2 separate regions of the Homo sapiens genome follow, and region 2 is linked to region 1. Evidence: chromatin loops called from intact Hi-C (ENCODE). Cell type or tissue: heart right ventricle. All regions are shown on one strand.

Region 1 (8,000 bases):
CTGTCTTCATGTTGAGAAGCCATTAAAGTGAATGTAGTAAAAATCCCATCACAGCATAATTGGTGAACATATACATTCAGATAGTTCATGGGTCAAACCACATCTCCAAAACATCTGAAGAGAGACAAACCTGGATGGTCCTGGACACTCATTTCTTCTTCATTGTGGTAATTTGGCAGAAAACTGGCTCAGCAGGTCTGTGTTAACTCAGTCAGATAGGCAGAACCACCTCATCACTGTAAATATTTACAATATTAAGGGCATGGAGATCAGTCTTTATTGGAATGTTGGTCACAGCGCATGTAAACCTCTATGCCTGGTCTAAGCTGAGGGATAATTCGATTCCAGGGATGGCATGCACTCTACTACTTTCTGCTTGTATGTTTTTCCTCTAGTAAACCCAAGCTTATACCTGTATCACTTAACACAGTGGTGTGTTTTCATGGCCCTTCCTGAGCATGCATAACTGTACCCCAGAAATATGCTGTTACAGAGAGGAGACATTGGTTCACCTGTCAAAACGGGTGGCATATGTCTTACGTACATGTGATTATAGACTTCCAATACTGTCCTGGTATATAGAAACCTCTGGCTACAGCCATAGGTTTCCTAGTGCGTATGGGGTCATTTAACAAATAATGATTCCGTTAACCACTGATACTTGTCTGACCTCGGCCCTGTCTTCTCTTTTGCATGAATCTTTGATAGTTCTAGTGTCAAAACAGTAGGTACAGTCAGCGGGGTAGAAAAGCAAACTCTATTTTCAGTGAAACTAGAAAATAATATGTCAAGTAGGTGGAGAAGTTTCCAAAAGCAGTGGAAACCAAGCAGGGCACGTGTAGGAAAAGGCAGAGAACGAGAGAGAGGTCCAAAGCTACAGATCTCAGAAATAGCCAGCAAAACACACACTTCTCAAAGGTGAGGGGTTTACCTTGAGAAGCAATATGTATTTCTGTTGTGTGCCATCTTGGGAATAGAACAACCAGGCTGGTGACAAGGGCATCTCACAACCAAGTTAGATTCTGTGATGCAAAAAACAGGTCACTCTTCTAAAGATAACAATGATCAAATCTGGACGAAATATAAAAAACAAGTACTTGCAGGTGTTTTAGTGTAACCGAGAGCAGGTGGATTCTTGTGGGGTGTTGAGCTTTGGAAGAATGGAACAGCACCAGGTAAGCTTCCCATTTTCAAAGCCACTGGTGGGCTCACCCCTTGGCCCTGGGGGTGTGGTGGTTGTTTGCAGGGGCTGTGCCTGAAGCATGGGCCTGCGGTCTGGGGTACCTGTACACATGCACAGGAACTCCCAATCATGGAGGTGGAGGCAAGAGGAGAAGGAGGGCGATGGAACTGGTAGAAAGTGAACAGTTTCCGTATTCCCTTCTCTTCTGTATTGTGGAACGGTATGTATAGATTGGTATTGTCTCTTCCTTGAATGTTTGGTAGAATACACCAATGAAACTATCTGGGTCTAGAGTTTTCTTTGTGAGAAGGTTTTAAACTTTACATGCAATTTCTTCAATAGATAGAGGCTATTCAGGAGATCTGTTTCTTCTTTATTAAGATTTGGTAGTTTAGGGCTGGGCGCGGTGGCTCACGCTTGTAATCCTAGCATTTTGGGAGGCCGAGGTTGTTGGATCACTTGAGATCAGGAGTTCGAGACCAGCCTGGCCAACATGGTGAAACCCCGTCTATACTAAAAATTTAAAAAGTTAGCCAGGCATGGTGGCAGTTGCCTGTAATCCCAGCTACTCAGGAGGCTGAGGTGGGAGAATTGCTTGAACCCGGGAGACGGAGGTTGCAGTGAGCTGAGATGGCACCATTGCCCTCCAGCCTGGGCGACGAGAGCAAAACTCCATCTCAAAAAAAAAAAAAAAAAAAAAAAGATTTGGTAGTTTAGGTCTCTGAAGAAATGTTTCTATTTCATTTAAGTTTTTAAAAGTATTACATTAAATTCAGGAACACAATACATTGTTATTAACTTTAGTCACCATTATGGACAATAGAACTCTTAAACTTATTCCTGCTGTCTAAAATTTTTTACCCTTTGACCAACATCTCTCTAACACCTACCCACCCCAGCCCCTAATAACCTCCATTCTGCTCACTGCTTCTATTAGTTCAATGTTTTGAGATTCCACATATAAATGAGATCATGCAATATTTCTCTTTCTGGGCCTGGCTTATTTCACTCAACATAATAAGTCCTCCAGGTTTATCCATGTTACTGCAAATGGCAGGATTTCCTTCTTTTTAAAGGCTGTACATATATGTACCACATTTTCTTTACCCATGAATATACCCATGATTGGGATATTTCTCACACTGTGAGCTTAGGAAAACTTCATTCCTAAACAGTGGTTGGGATTGTGCCTCCACCAACTGACAGTAGATGTTTATCCATTAATCTCTTGCTGTACACTTGAGTTGTTTCATGCATTGGCTATTGTAATTAATGCTGCAATGGAGATAGGAGTGCAGACAGCTCTTCAGCATACTGGTTTCCATTTCTGTGGATATATACCCAGTAGTGGATTGCTGGGTCATATGATAGTAGAAAAAATTTTAAGAAGAAATATGCCCAAGTAACAATGCATTTGATAAGCGCAACCCAGGTAAGACACAAGAAATGTCATAGAAGTTAAGGTACTCCCTGGAGTGTTTAGAGAAGGCACTATATAGGAAATAGCATTTGAGCTGTGCAGTGAATAATTTTTATAGAAAAGAGTGCCTTTTCAACACAAGAAAGAGCAATCACTAAAACGCAAAGGCAGGAAATGACAATGTGTATGTGGATGATGGGAGCCAGCCTGGCAGCTGTGTTGGGGTCATGAGAGATAAGGCTTGGAGCTGGCAGGGTGGGTTGCAGGAGGCCCAAGGAGCGTGGGCCAAGCATGGGCTGTGGAGAGATGACTCAGAGCAGAGAGAGCCTTTGAACAATGGATTTCCATGACCTGTAAAAGGGAGAGGCTTGGAGGCAGGAGTGCCTCTCTCGAGGTGCTAAAAGCTTTTGCAGAGGGTGGGAGGGGTTGGTTTGAGCCACTGAGAGGACTTGAAAAAAGAGAGGTCACAGCTACTGGGGGCCTTAAGTCTCTGGGAAACTGGGGTACAGAAAACCAAAATGAGAAAGTCAGAGAAGAGTAGCTTTGAGAATTGGCCATGCCGGGCGCGGTGGCTCATGCCTGTTATCCCAGCACTTTGGGAGGCCAAGGCGGGCGGATCACAAGGTCAGGAGATCGAGACCATCCCGGCTAAAATGGTGAAACCCTGTTTCTACTAAAAATACAAAAAATTAGCCGGGCGTGGTGGCGGGTGCCTGTAGTCCCAGCTACTTGGGAGTCTGAGGCAGGAGAATGGTGTGAACCTGGGAGGCGGAGCTTGCAGTGAGCAGAGATCGCGCCACTGCATTCCAGCCTGGGCGACAGAGCGAGACTCCGTCTCAAAAAAAAAAAAAAAAAAAGGAGAGAATTGGCCATGTTCAGAAGCCTGCTTGAGGTAACATAGAGCAACGTTTGATGTCCAGGCATAGTGGCTCATCCCAGCATGCTTTGGGAGGCCAAGGTGGGAGGATCACTTGAAGCCAGGAGTTTGAGATCAGCCTGAACAACAGAGACTCTGTCTCTACAAAAAATAAAAAATTTAGCTGGGTATGGTGGTTGGTTACATGGCTGTAGTCCCAGCTGCTTGGGAGGCTGAGGCAGGAGGATTGCTTGAGCCCAGGAGTTCCAGGTTACAGTGAGCTATGCTTGTGCCACTAACACTTCAGCCTGGGTGACAAAACAAGACTGTCTGTAAAATAATAATAGAATTTTTTTTAAAGGAAAATAAAAAATATTCCATGAAAATGTCCAGAAATAGTTATAGATTATAAAAATGCAGTGCTATTATGTTAAAGTCACTGTGAAAAATGAATTCTGGGATATTCAATGAAATCCTAAACAAAGTCCATACAGGTTGAGCACCCCTAATCTGAAAATTGGAAATCTGAAATGCTACAAAATCCAAAACTTTTTGAGCACTGACATGATGTCACCAGTGGAAAATATTACACCTGACCTCATGCAATGGGTTGCAGTCAAAACATAGCCAAAACTTTGTTTCATGCACAAAATTATTTAAAATATTATATAAAATTACCTTCAGGCTATGTGGACAAGGTGTATATGAAACATAAATGAATTTCATGTTTAGACTTGGGTCTCATCCCCAAGATAACTCACTGTGTATACACAAATAATCCAAAATCTTAAAAAATCCCAAATCCAAGACACACTTTGTCGCAAGCATTTTAGATACGGGATACTCAACCTATATTGCTAATTCCCCCCAGATGAGGTTAGATTTTGCTGGTCTTGTGGCAGAAACTCGGCTTGGTGTAATTCTCAATGGCAGCAGCAGAGGGCAGCAGCAGTAGACGGTTGGGATACTCCTCACACCGAGTTAAGGGAAACTTCATTCCTTTATGAGGTTTGGGATTCTGCCTCCACCCACTGACGGTAGATGTTTCCAGATGCTGGGGAAGAGACGACTGGCCCTGGCTTGCCAAGTAAACCGCAGTTTCATCTACACCTTCCAGATGGAAATACTGAGCAAAGCAACAGGGATCGCCTTATTCCACGAAGCAAAAAGAATAATAATAGGCCTAGCACGGTGGCTCACGCCTGTAATCCTAGCACTTTGGGAGGCCGAGGCGGGCGGATTGTCTGAGGTCAGGAGTTCGAGATCAACCTGGGCAACACGGTGAAACCCCGTCTCTACTAAAAATGCAAAAAATTCGCCGGGCATAGCGGCGTATGCCTGTAGTCCCAGCTGCTCAGGAGGCTGAGGCAGGAGAATTGCTTGAACCCAGGAGGCGGAGGTTGCAGTGAGCTGACATGGTGCCACTGCACTCCAGCCTGGGTGACAGAGCGAGACTTGTCTCCAGAAAAAAAAAAAAGAAGAAGAATTAAAGGCATTGAGTGCCTATTCTTCTAAGAGCTGCATGCATATTATGCCATTTAATTGTCTTAAGAATCTGGCATTATTATTACCATCCACATTTTATTGTAAATGAGTTTAAGTGGAAGCAACTTATAAATGGTTGCTATCTGGCTCCTGAGTCCATTGGTTTAATTAACCCTTCCACTGTATTACCTGTCTACAAAGTTTTGTTATTCGAGTGTGTATACGTGCACACATGCTCTCTGGTGCACAGAGAGTTTTTGTTAGCTTATTTAGATTTTGGGGAAAGGTGAAGAATTTATGCGTGTTTTCATCTCTTCTTTTTTTTTTTTTTTTTGAGACAGATCCTCGCTCTGTCGCCCAGGCTGGATTGCAATGGTGCAATCTTGGCTGACTGCAACCTCTGCCTCCCAGGTTCAAGTTATTCTCCTGTCTCAGCCTCCTGAGTAGCTGGGATTACAGCTGCCCGCCACCATGCCCAGCTAATTTTTGTATTTTTAGTAGAGACAGAGTTTCACCATGTTGGCCAGGCTTGTCTTGAACTCCTGACCTCAGGTGATCCACCCGCCTCAGCCTCCCAAAGTGCTGGGATTACAGTCACGAGCCACTGCACCCAGTCTTCATCTCTTCTTTTAAACCAAAACACTGTAAGGCGTGAACAACATACTTTGCTGGAGCAGTGCTCTTTCAAGTGCGGTCCCCTCTCTGGTGCTGTCCATGAGCTGTTGGTCAGGGGCCTGTGAGATAAGTACAGAAATCGAGAGCATTTAGATACTTTGATAGCAGTTTGACAGATTCATTTTATGTCTGTTGAATCTCATTATGAGCTTGTATTTTATATGTCTTTTTCATTTGGTTTTTCTAGTAACTTGTGGCTAGTTCCTTGCCCACAGGATTGCTCAAGAAGCACTGCAGTTGAGTTTATAACACACATGTAAAAGTCTAGAGGATTTTAGATAGTTCCTTTCACAGGGGAAACGAAACCCAGCACAATTATTAAGACATGGAGGGTTGCTCCTCTAAATCCTCCAACAGCTTCACTGATTGTCAAGATTAAAATACAATAAAGAGGGAGAAAGTGGCAGAGAGGGAGGAATGGGAGAAGAGGAACTTGAGGAGGGACAGTCTTGACAACTCTCGCGGGAGGACTTGGGCTACGTCACTGCGATGAGTACAGGAAAAGCACAAAATTAAAAAGAAGCAAATGGAATAAGGAATACTTTTTCTAAAAGAAAACCAAAACAAAACCCTGCTCTTAGATATGACTGCTGCACCTTTTGCATACACATTTGATACAGCAAATGATCCTGAAGTCCCTGTACTAGGCCAGGCTTCCACATTGATTTATTCCATTCACTCATACAAATCAATACTTGATTTTCAACAAGCTGCAAGTCAGAAGTCGCCATTGAGGGTGGGGTGAGGTGGCTCACACCTGTAATCCCAGCATTTGGGAAGCCAAGGCAGGCAGATTACTTGAGCTCAGGAGTTCAAGACCAGCCTGGGCAACATAGAGAAACCCAGTCTCTACAAAAAATACAAAAAATTGCCTGGGCATGGTGGCGCACACCTGTGGTCCCAGCTATTCAGGAGGCTGAGATGGGAGGATTGCTTGAGCCCAGGAGGCCAAGGCTGCAATAAGCTGTGGTTGTGCCATTGCACTCCAACTTGGGCAACAGAGTGACACCCTGTCTCAAAGAAACAAAAAAAAGTCACAATTTAGGAATAAGAAGAAAAAAAGTTCTTTTAGGAGAAGTAGCATGTCTTAGGGAAAAACAAAAATCAAAACAATAAAGGAACTTGTCACGGCAAATGAAAAATTTTAAAATGGGAGGGAGAGTTTGTTAGAGTGAAGGAGTCAGGGGAAGCAGCATTGTTTGTTCATGTGCAGGCGCGCGCTTTCTCTGAAGATATAAACTGAAAAATGACTGGCTCGGTTTTGACTCTGGAGTACTTCCTTAGTGCACAGAGATAAAGGAGATGTCCAACTATATAATATGATTTGCCAGGCAGTCTTACCCAGTTGCCCCAAATCTTTCTTCCCTGCCCCTCCTCTGTATTTAATACCATTTCCTTGGCTTAAGGCTCTCTCCACTATTAAAAAGCCAAAGGAAGGAGTAATACATTCAACCAAATGGATCATTTGGTATGAGTTTACCAGATCCTCTCCAGAGAGCTTGATTTGATAAGAAGGATAGAGGGGACTGGAGGGGGCTCTGGACATTCCTTCTTCAGCAAACATTTGAGTCCCTACATGCCAAGCACTGGGAACTCACGCCCCCACCCTCAAGGAGCTTGTGATCTACTGAAAGAGACGTGAGTGAATCCAGAAAACCATGCGGAGATCCAGCGCTTTTGTGTGCACAGTAGGTGGTTACATAAGGGTTAGAGAAGAATGCATTCAGACTGTGAGAGGTAGTAGAATATGAGAAAGAATTAACTCGCTAATGCATACATGGGGGATTTCAGAGCAATGGGAAGCCATTGCTCAGATAATGCCAGGAGGTGGTACAACTGGAATAAAAATAGGAACCTGAGACCCTGCACACCAGCCAGTCTTGGGGGTGTGGACACGAAGCCCGGGATGATGTCAGGCTGTTCTGATTTGGTTCCCATTGGAGCCTATTAAGACTGATTAAGGACTGTTCACTTTGGAAAATCACATTTTGACTTCTATCCCTTCACAATTCAGCTCAAAACCAATGCTTAATTCAAGTTCAAGTCAGACTTAGCTCCCTCCAAATTAGTCATTGTCATTTTCATGACATAAAACTGCATTTTGGCAACAGGGCACAGACACATTCCACCTCCTCAATGTGCTAGTTAAGCAAAATACTAACTTCTCAATGCCTCATTTGTCTTTTCTGTAGAATGGGCATATTGGCACTACTTGCCTCACAAGGTTATCATGAGGATTAAAATAAATAAACCCATAAAGCACCTATGATTACTTTGATTGCTAATCCACGGCCGATGGTTTGATGACCTGAGGGGCTGTTGGGGTGGGAAGGCCTCTTCTCTCACTGCGCATAAGAAGGGCTGGGATGAGAGGGTTGAAG
Region 2 (8,000 bases), 430 kb after region 1:
TCATCAGAAATAGTAAAAAATTGCTATTTTAAGTCACTAAGTTTGGGGGTATTTTGTTACACAGCAATATGCAACTGAAACAATCCCGTATTTATGCTACAAGGTTTTTCGTTGTTGTTTTGTTTTGTTTTTCCAAGACATAGCCTTGCTCTGTCACCCAGGCTGAAGTGCAGTGGCACGATCTCAGCTCACTGCAACCTCTGCCTCCTGGGTTCAAGCAATTCTCCTGCCTCAGTACAGGTGTGTGCCACCATGCCCAGCTAATTTTTGTATTTTTAGTAGAGACAGGGTTTCACCATGTTGGCAAGGCTGGTCTCGAATTTCTGACCTTGTGATCCGCCTGCCTCGGCCTCCCAAAGTGCTGGGATTACAGGCGTGAGCCACCGCACCCGGCCTGTTTTTTTTCTTTTCTTTGTTTTTTTTTTGAGATGGAGTCTTGCTCTGTTGCCCAGGCTAGAGTGCAGTGGCGCAATCTCAGCTCACTGCAACCTCCGCCTCCCGAGTTCAAGTGATTCTCCTGCCTCAGCCTCCTGAGTAGCTGGGATTACAGGTGTGTGCCACCACACCCGGCTAAATTTTTCTGTATTTTTAGTAGAGCCAGGGTTTCACCATGTTGGCCAGGCTGGTCTTGAACCCCTGACCTCAAGTGATCCGCCTGCCTCGGCCTCCCAATGTGCTGGGATTACAGGCGTGAGCCACTGTGCCCAGCCTGCTACAAGGTTTTGAAGCTCACAATTAACTCTCCAACATCAATTTTACTGCTTCCTCGCTGTGCCATTTGAGGAACTGACCCCAGTCTACAGGTTCCCCTGATTAGTTTATGCTAGTAGCTCTCAAAGTGTGGTAGCATCATTGTCACCTGAGAACTTGTTAGGCAAATTCTCGGGCCCTTCTCTGGACCTACTGAATTCAAAACTCGGGCCAGCTGGGCGTGGTGACTCATGCCTGTAATCCCAGGACTTTGGGAGGCTGAGGCAGGCGGATCACAAGTGCAGGAGATCGAGACCATCCTGGCTAACATGGTGAAACCCCATCTCTACTAAAAAAAATAAAAATAAAATAAAAATAAAATTAAAAAAGCCAGGCATGGTGGCAGGCGCCTGTAATCCCAGCTACTCTGGAGGCTGAGGCAGGAGAATGGCTTGAACCTGGGAGGCGGAGGTTACAGTGAGCCAAGATCATGCCACTGCACTCCAGCCTGGGCGACAGAGCAAGACTCCGCCTCAAAAAAAAAAAAAAAAACAAAAAAAACAAAAAAAACAACTCCAGCTGAGGCCATCATCTGTGGGGTCTGATACATCCTTCAGGTTATTCTGATGCGTGCTCATGTTTGGGAACCACAGGTGTCTGTACCAGTCACGGTAATCCTATCCCTCCTTGCTAGTGACAACGAAAATGAGTGATGGAGGAATAAGTCTCGAATCATTGCGGTTTAGCAAGGCAGCTTAAAGGGAGTGCCCAGGAAAAATGCGAGTCACAGAAGCATCTGTGGCTGTTTTTTCCAAAGAGGGTCTCAGGAGGTTTAGCATTTATACATTTTCCTGAAGAAAGTGGGGCAGGGCATGAGACAAATGATTACATACTTGTGAGACTTTAGTTGGTGCTCATTTTTCCTAAGATAAGGTGAACATTTGAAGAAAAAGGGAATAGAGGAAGAAGATGTCTGAGGAGGGGTGAAGGTGTCTTTGTTCTGTACCTGGAAAGATAAACTAGTAGTCTTTTGAAAGGGCTGGTTTCTGTTTAGCCCTGAGGGAAGAAAACCTAATAGCTGTTATAGAGGTAGGGGGTATAATGAGGCGTGTCCAATCTCCCATCCCCTCATGGCCGTGAATTCAGCTTGCAAGATTCCCTTGGCCAAGAAGGGGTCTGTTCAGTCAGTTAGGGGCTTGGAATTTCATTTTTATTTCTTACTCGTGATTGACTTAGGAATCTAGGCTCAAGCCAATCAGCACATAGCATTCCCTTGATGTCAGTTATTAGTTTGTGGTTAAGGGAGTGGCCCTGTGTCTTTGTGGCAGCCATTCTGACTATGAAGGGAGCCAGGCTTAAAAGGCAGCTGACACTGAGGATGGAAAGCAGAGATGCAGAAAGAACCTAGGTCCTTGACACCAGGGTTCAATCAGCCTGTCCCATCTGTGAACTTCCAGTTACATAGGCCAATACATTTCCTTTTTGGTTAAACTCATTTGAGTTGGCTTTTCCGTTAGTTGCCGCTGAAAGCACGCTACCAGATACAGTAAGCATTATAATCCCTACTTTTACACAGGAGAGATTAGTTCAGACAACTAGGAAGCAGATGCGCTAGGATTTTTTTTTTTTTTTTAAGACAGAGTCTTGCGCTGTCACCCAGGCTGCAGTGCAGTGGCACGATCTCAGCTCACTGCAACCTCGGCCTCCTGGGTTCAAGCGATTCTTCTGCTTCAGACACCTAAGTAGCTGGGACTACAGGTGCACACCACCGCACCTGGCTAATTTTATGTATTTTTAGTAGAGACGGGGTTTCACCATGTTGGCCAGGCTGGTCTGGAACTCCTGACCTCAAGTGATCCTCCCACCTCAGCCTCCCAAAGTGCTGGAATTAGAGGCATGAGCCACTGTAGCCGGCCCATGCTAGGATTTGAATCCAGGTCTCTGTTGTTAAATCCCACTTTTATAATGAAGCCATCAATGGTGAGATTTGTCCCTTTCTGGAAAGTAGAGGGTTTTGGTGAGTTAGGGTACTAAGACTACAGGCGGGCAGTGGGCATCAGACAAAAGAAGGGATACCATGGAATGAGGAAAAGGTCGGGAGAGAGGAGGGAGGATGCATACAAGACAAATCACTCCTGCTTAAGTCTTTTCTGGGCCGGCCCCAGGCTCTGGTATTTCTTTATGTCCTTAAATCAAATGACGTCCTTTCTCTTCTCCTCTTCCCCAAAATGCAAGACCAACACTGGAAGAGTGGAAAGCCAGTGTTCCTTTGAGGAGGAGGCTGATTGGTCCAAGTAGTTCTATAAACTGCATCCACCCACATCACGCTACTCCAAAGACACTTTATAATCACAAAAGAAACAATCCGGAAGATTCCAGTTGTCAATGCAGCTTGAATTGTAGCAGCAGCAGACCTTGCCCAAAAACATATAACATGGCATAAAGTCAGGATTGTTATAACCTTGGGGATCCCAAGGCTCCGTGCTCCCTCCGTGGATGCCAACGTTTGCGGGGGCTCGTGTCTCTGTTCCGCTACACCGCTGCCTCCGACGCAGGTCTGCTTCATCTCTCCCACCACGTTTCCTGCCTCCTCTGGTGCCCCCCTCTGACAGTCATGTGGCTAATTTTAAACCGTAATCTGAAGCCCAGAACCGGGAAAGTCCCATGGTCCGAGGGTGGCCACAGCTAAAGGACACTCGGGAAACATGACAAAAGGCTTTGGAGAAATGAGGCAAACAGGAAGGGGACAACTTTCTCTCCAGTGAGGATCAAGAGTTTAAAATAAGAGCAGAACATCCTTGTTAAAAAATACTGCAAAGGGCTTTGTGCTAACTTGAAACTGATTGCTAAGGGAAGCAGATAGTAAGTGGAGCACTATTTTAGTACTAGGAAGGGACACCAGTAAGAGGACAGTCCTTCTGATGAGGTTTAATTATATAAACTAATTTCTTTTCTTTTCTTTTCTTTTTTTTTTTTTTTTTGAGACAGAGTCTTGCTCTGTTGCCCAGGCTGGAGTGCAGTGGCCCGATCTTGGCTCACTGCAACCTCTACCTCCCAGTTTCAAGTGATTCTGGTGCCTCAGCCTCCTGAGTAGCTAGGACTACAGGTGCCCACCACCACATCTGGCTCATTTTTGTATTCTTAGTAGAGACGTGTTTCACCATGTCGGCCAGGCTGGTCTCAAACTCCTGACCTCAGGTGATCTGCCCGCCTTGGCCTTCCAGTGTGCTAGGATTACAGGCATGAGCCACCACGCCCAGCCTATATAAACTAATTTCATCCTCCTAAGGACCACATGAGATAGGTATTACTATTACCCCTATTTCACTGAGGAGGAGACTGAGGCACTGAGAGGTTAAGTCATCTGCCCACCGTCATACAGGGTTCAAACCAAGGCAGCCTGGCTCTGGAGGGCACACTCCTTGCCAGGACACAAGGCAAGGAGTCCTGAGGAGGAGGAGTCCATGTTAGCTAACAAGGAGTTCATGTTAGCAGGGGTAAGCACAGAGAAGAATGGATGGGTCCAGACACCTTCTCAGAGGAAGTCAGTTTTGATAAAAAATGAAGATTGGCCGGGCACAGTGGCTCATGCCTGTAATCTCAGCACTTTGGGAGGCCGAGGCGGGAGGACTGCTTAAGCCCAGGAGTTTGAGACCAGCCTGGTGCAACATAGCAAGACCTTGTTTCTACTAAAAATAATTTTAAAAATTAGCTTAGGTGTGTTCCTATGATCCCAGCTACTCAGCTGAGAGGCCGAGGCAGGAGGACTGCTTAAGCCCAGGAGGTTGAGGATGCAGTGGGCCTTGATTGCCCCATTGCACTCCAGCCGGAACTACAGGAGAACTGTCTCAAAAAAGAAAGAAGAAAAAAAAAAAAGATGGAGATTCAGGGCAATGTTGAGAGTGAATGAGAATGAGTTATATTAAAAAAAAAAAAAAAAGGAAAAAGATTGCCCTTTTTGGTCTCCCTCCCTCCCTCCCTCCCTCCCTCCCTCCCTCCCTCCCTCCCTCTCTCTCTCTCTCTCTCTCTCTCTCTCTCTCTCGTTCTTTCTTTCGACACGGTCTCACTCTGTCGCTGGAGTACAGTGGCGCGATCATGGCTCCGCCTCCTGCGTTCAAGGGATCCTCTCCCTACTGCCTCAGCCTCCTGAGTAGCTGCAACCACAGGCGTGCGCCACCATGGCTCGCAATCGTCCCGCCTTGGCCTCCAGGGTTTGGGTTACCGGCGCGAGTCCCCGCGCCTGGCCTCGGTGGCTTATGACGGCCGTGGGGCGATGCGAATTTGCTCACGGAGGGCCCCGTCTTTGTGCGCTTCAGTGTTAGCGCTCCTGGATGCTAGTCCCGGGGCCTGTGTGCCCCGAGCTCCAGGCTGGACGCGCCTTGGGATCAGAGTTGCGGGGCTCAGAGGACGGCGGAATCGCTGGGCTCGCCGTCCTTAGTTCACCGATGAGGTACCTGAGCTTCGCGGAGATTTTGTGGGGCCCGGACCAGAACCTCCACGCTCCGGAGTCTCAGCCTAGGGTCCTGCGGCCACCCAACAACTCCCTGAACGACCTGGCCCAGCGGCCTGAGAGGGCCGGGCCTGCGACAGGAAGCCCGCGGAGAGGCCAGGAGGCCGCCTCAATCGCGGGGTTCTGAGCACACCCGTCTTGCCTGCCTGGGCCTGGGTCTGTCCGGAGTTTGGGGGAGCAGGGAGGAGGTCGCCAGGGCTCTCCTCTGGCGCGGGTGTCTTGGGGTCCCCGGGTCCAAGCGCTGAACCTCCCGCCTGGGGCCACGAAGCTGTTGGTGGCGCCCCCTTCTGGCTCCATGCGGACTCGTTCCCTGGAAGAAGCCTCCCTGTGGACAGGGAGCCCCTGCCCGCCACGCGCGACCGCCAGCCCGCACCCGCTGCAGGGGGCAGTGAGCAGGCCCTGCCCTGCCTTAGGAACCACAGTGCAGCTGGGCATACGCTCATAAACGGATGATTGCATTTTATTATTATTTTTATTTTTGAGACAGGGTCTGGCTTTGTTGCGCAGGCAGGAGTGCGGTGGCGCAATCTCGGCTCACTGCAGCCCCCAGCACCCAGTTTCAAATGATTCTCCTGCCTCAGCCTCCTGAGTAGCTGGGACCACAGGCATGCGCCACCATGCCTGGCTAATTAAAAAAAAAAAATTTTTTTTTTTAGAGATGGAGTCTGGCTCTGCTGCCCAGGCTATAAACTATGATCTCAGTTTCTCTCCTTGTGCTGATCAGAAGTAGACTTTGCCCCTTGTTGATCATTTTAAACGTAGGGATGATGACTAGATTGTTTCACTTCGTCATCACTAAATCCTTTTTTTCCTTTTTTTTTTTTTTTTTTAGACGAAGTTTTGCTCTTGTTGCTCAGGCTGGAGTACAATGGCGAAATCTCAGCTCACTGCAACCTCCACCTCCCAGGTTCAAGCACTTCTCCTGCCTCAGCCTCCCGAGTAGCTGGGATTACAGGTGCCTGCCACCACACACTGGCTAATTTTTTGTATTTTTAGTAGAGACGGGGTTTGCCCACCTTGGCCAGATTGGTCTCGAACTCCTGACCTCAGGTGATCCACCTGCCTTGGCCTGGCAAAGTGCTGGGATTACAGGCATAAGCCATTGCGCCCAGCCTAGTAAATCCTAATAAAAAGTGATTTGGGTTTTAACAGCAACCAAAGCATTTTCTTCTAAGGGAGAGGAGTCAGGAGTCATGGAAGGGGACCCACCACGGCGTCATTTGGACCCCAGGCTGGGCCTTCCAGCCACCATCTGTGAGCTCTGCAATGAAGCACAACATTCTCTGGCTTGGGTTCTTCATCTGTATATTGAAGATGTAGACGGATAGATGATTTCGGAGGTTCCTTTTAGCGTTACTACTTGCTTTTTCTTTTTTAAAAGAATGGTGCACTTTCTGAAGTTGTACTTTTTTAATGTCAGCTTTATTGAGACATATTTCAACACACAATTTACCCATTCAAAATGTGCAATTTAATGGTTTTTAGTATATTTACTGAGCTGTACAACTATCACTATGATTGATTTTAGAACAGTTTCATCACCTCAGAAACAAATCCTACCTGATTAGCAGTCACCCTCTATTTCACCCGAAGTCCTCCAGTTCCAGGCAACCATAAATCTACTTTTTATCTCTACGGATTGGCCTATTCTGGTGGCACTGTCTCATAGACACAGAAACACACCATCGGCCAGGTGAGGTGGCTCAAGCCTATAATCTCAGCACTTTGGGAGGTCAAGGCGGGCGGATCACTTGAGCTCAGAAGTTCAAGACCAGCCTGGCCAACATGGCGAAACCCCTGTCTACTAAAAATACAAAAATTAGCCGGGTGTGTTGGTGCGTGCCTGTAATCCCAGCTACTCTGGAGGCTGGGGCAGGAGAATCGCTTGAACCCAGGAGGTGGAGGTTGCAGTGAGCTGAGATCATACCACTGCACTCCAGCCTGGGACACAGCAAGACTCCATTTCAAAAAAAAAAAAAAAAGAAACACACCACCACCGGAATAGGCAAATATACCTTACATTTTTAACTCAGAAGAAGTTGGGGTGAAAAGATGGTGTGCCCTCCAAATGTCCCAATTTTTCCTGTGCTTTTTTGGGATCTGAAGTCCTGCTTTGCTGGAGAAGAGTAGGAGACACTCTTCTGGACTCCATTGATAGCTGAGAGCAGGCAAGAAGGGTTTTATGCAAATAAAGCGCAGATTTTGGATGAGATGTGAATGCTCGCAAGGGCCTGGTCAGGATTTGGGTAGCCCAACATTCTGGGGAAGTTTTTAAAAGTTGCTGAAATTTGTTTTACTTTTTCATGAAGTGTTGCAGATGGTCAACTTGGATGATTAAGAATGAGATATCCCAGGCCGGACGTGGTGGCTCATGCCTGTAATCCCAGCACTTTGGGAGGTAGAGGCGGGCGGATCACCAGGTCAGGAGTTCGAGACCAGCCTGGCCAACATGGTGAAACCCCGTCTCTACTAAAAATACAAAAATTAGCCAGGCGTGGTGGCAGGCTCCTGTAGTCCTAGCTAGTTGTGAGGCTAAGGCAGGAGAATCGCTTGAAACCGGAAGGCAGACGTTGCAGTGAGCAGAGATCACGCCACTGCACTCTAGCGTAGGCGAAAGAGCAAAACTCCGTCTCAAAAAAAGAAAATAAAAAGAATGAAATATCCCAGTTAATGATCTTGTCACAAAAGAAGGGTACTGAAAGCTGGGCTTGGTGGCTCACGCCTGTAACCCTAATGAGAGGTGACAGCGTGCTGGCAGTCCTCACAGCCCTCGCGCGCTCTCGGCACCTCCTCTGCCTGG

Evidence for each region. A loop is a pair of places that touch in the nucleus more often than their neighbours do. Peaks named below come from ENCODE experiments on the same cell type or tissue, not always from the same donor. Only the 100,000 strongest peaks of a DNase experiment are listed, where the experiment ranks them.
Region 2: a loop joins it to region 1, with 7 times the contacts of the local background. A loop is called at or near these places in 7 of 110 quality-filtered maps.

The regions. Positions count from the first base shown.
Region 1 is chr6:13,332,273-13,340,272 of GRCh38, forward strand. No RefSeq gene overlaps it. Among named protein-coding and RNA genes, the nearest start is that of TBC1D7-LOC100130357, 7.7 kb to the left of the region's middle. RefSeq lists a silencer at 5,815-5,924. In heart right ventricle, a CTCF peak has its summit at 4,391 (motif pointing right); a DNase peak (open chromatin) is centred at 4,429; H3K27ac peaks cover 2,236 bases.
Region 2 is chr6:13,764,381-13,772,380 of GRCh38, forward strand. No RefSeq gene overlaps it. Among named protein-coding and RNA genes, the nearest start is that of MCUR1, 46 kb to the right of the region's middle. RefSeq lists a silencer at 808-907 and enhancers at 3,313-3,372, 4,716-5,216. In heart right ventricle, CTCF peaks have their summits at 3,297 (motif pointing left) and 5,491 (motif pointing left); a DNase peak (open chromatin) is centred at 3,271; H3K4me3 peaks cover 1,007 bases; H3K27ac peaks cover 1,368 bases.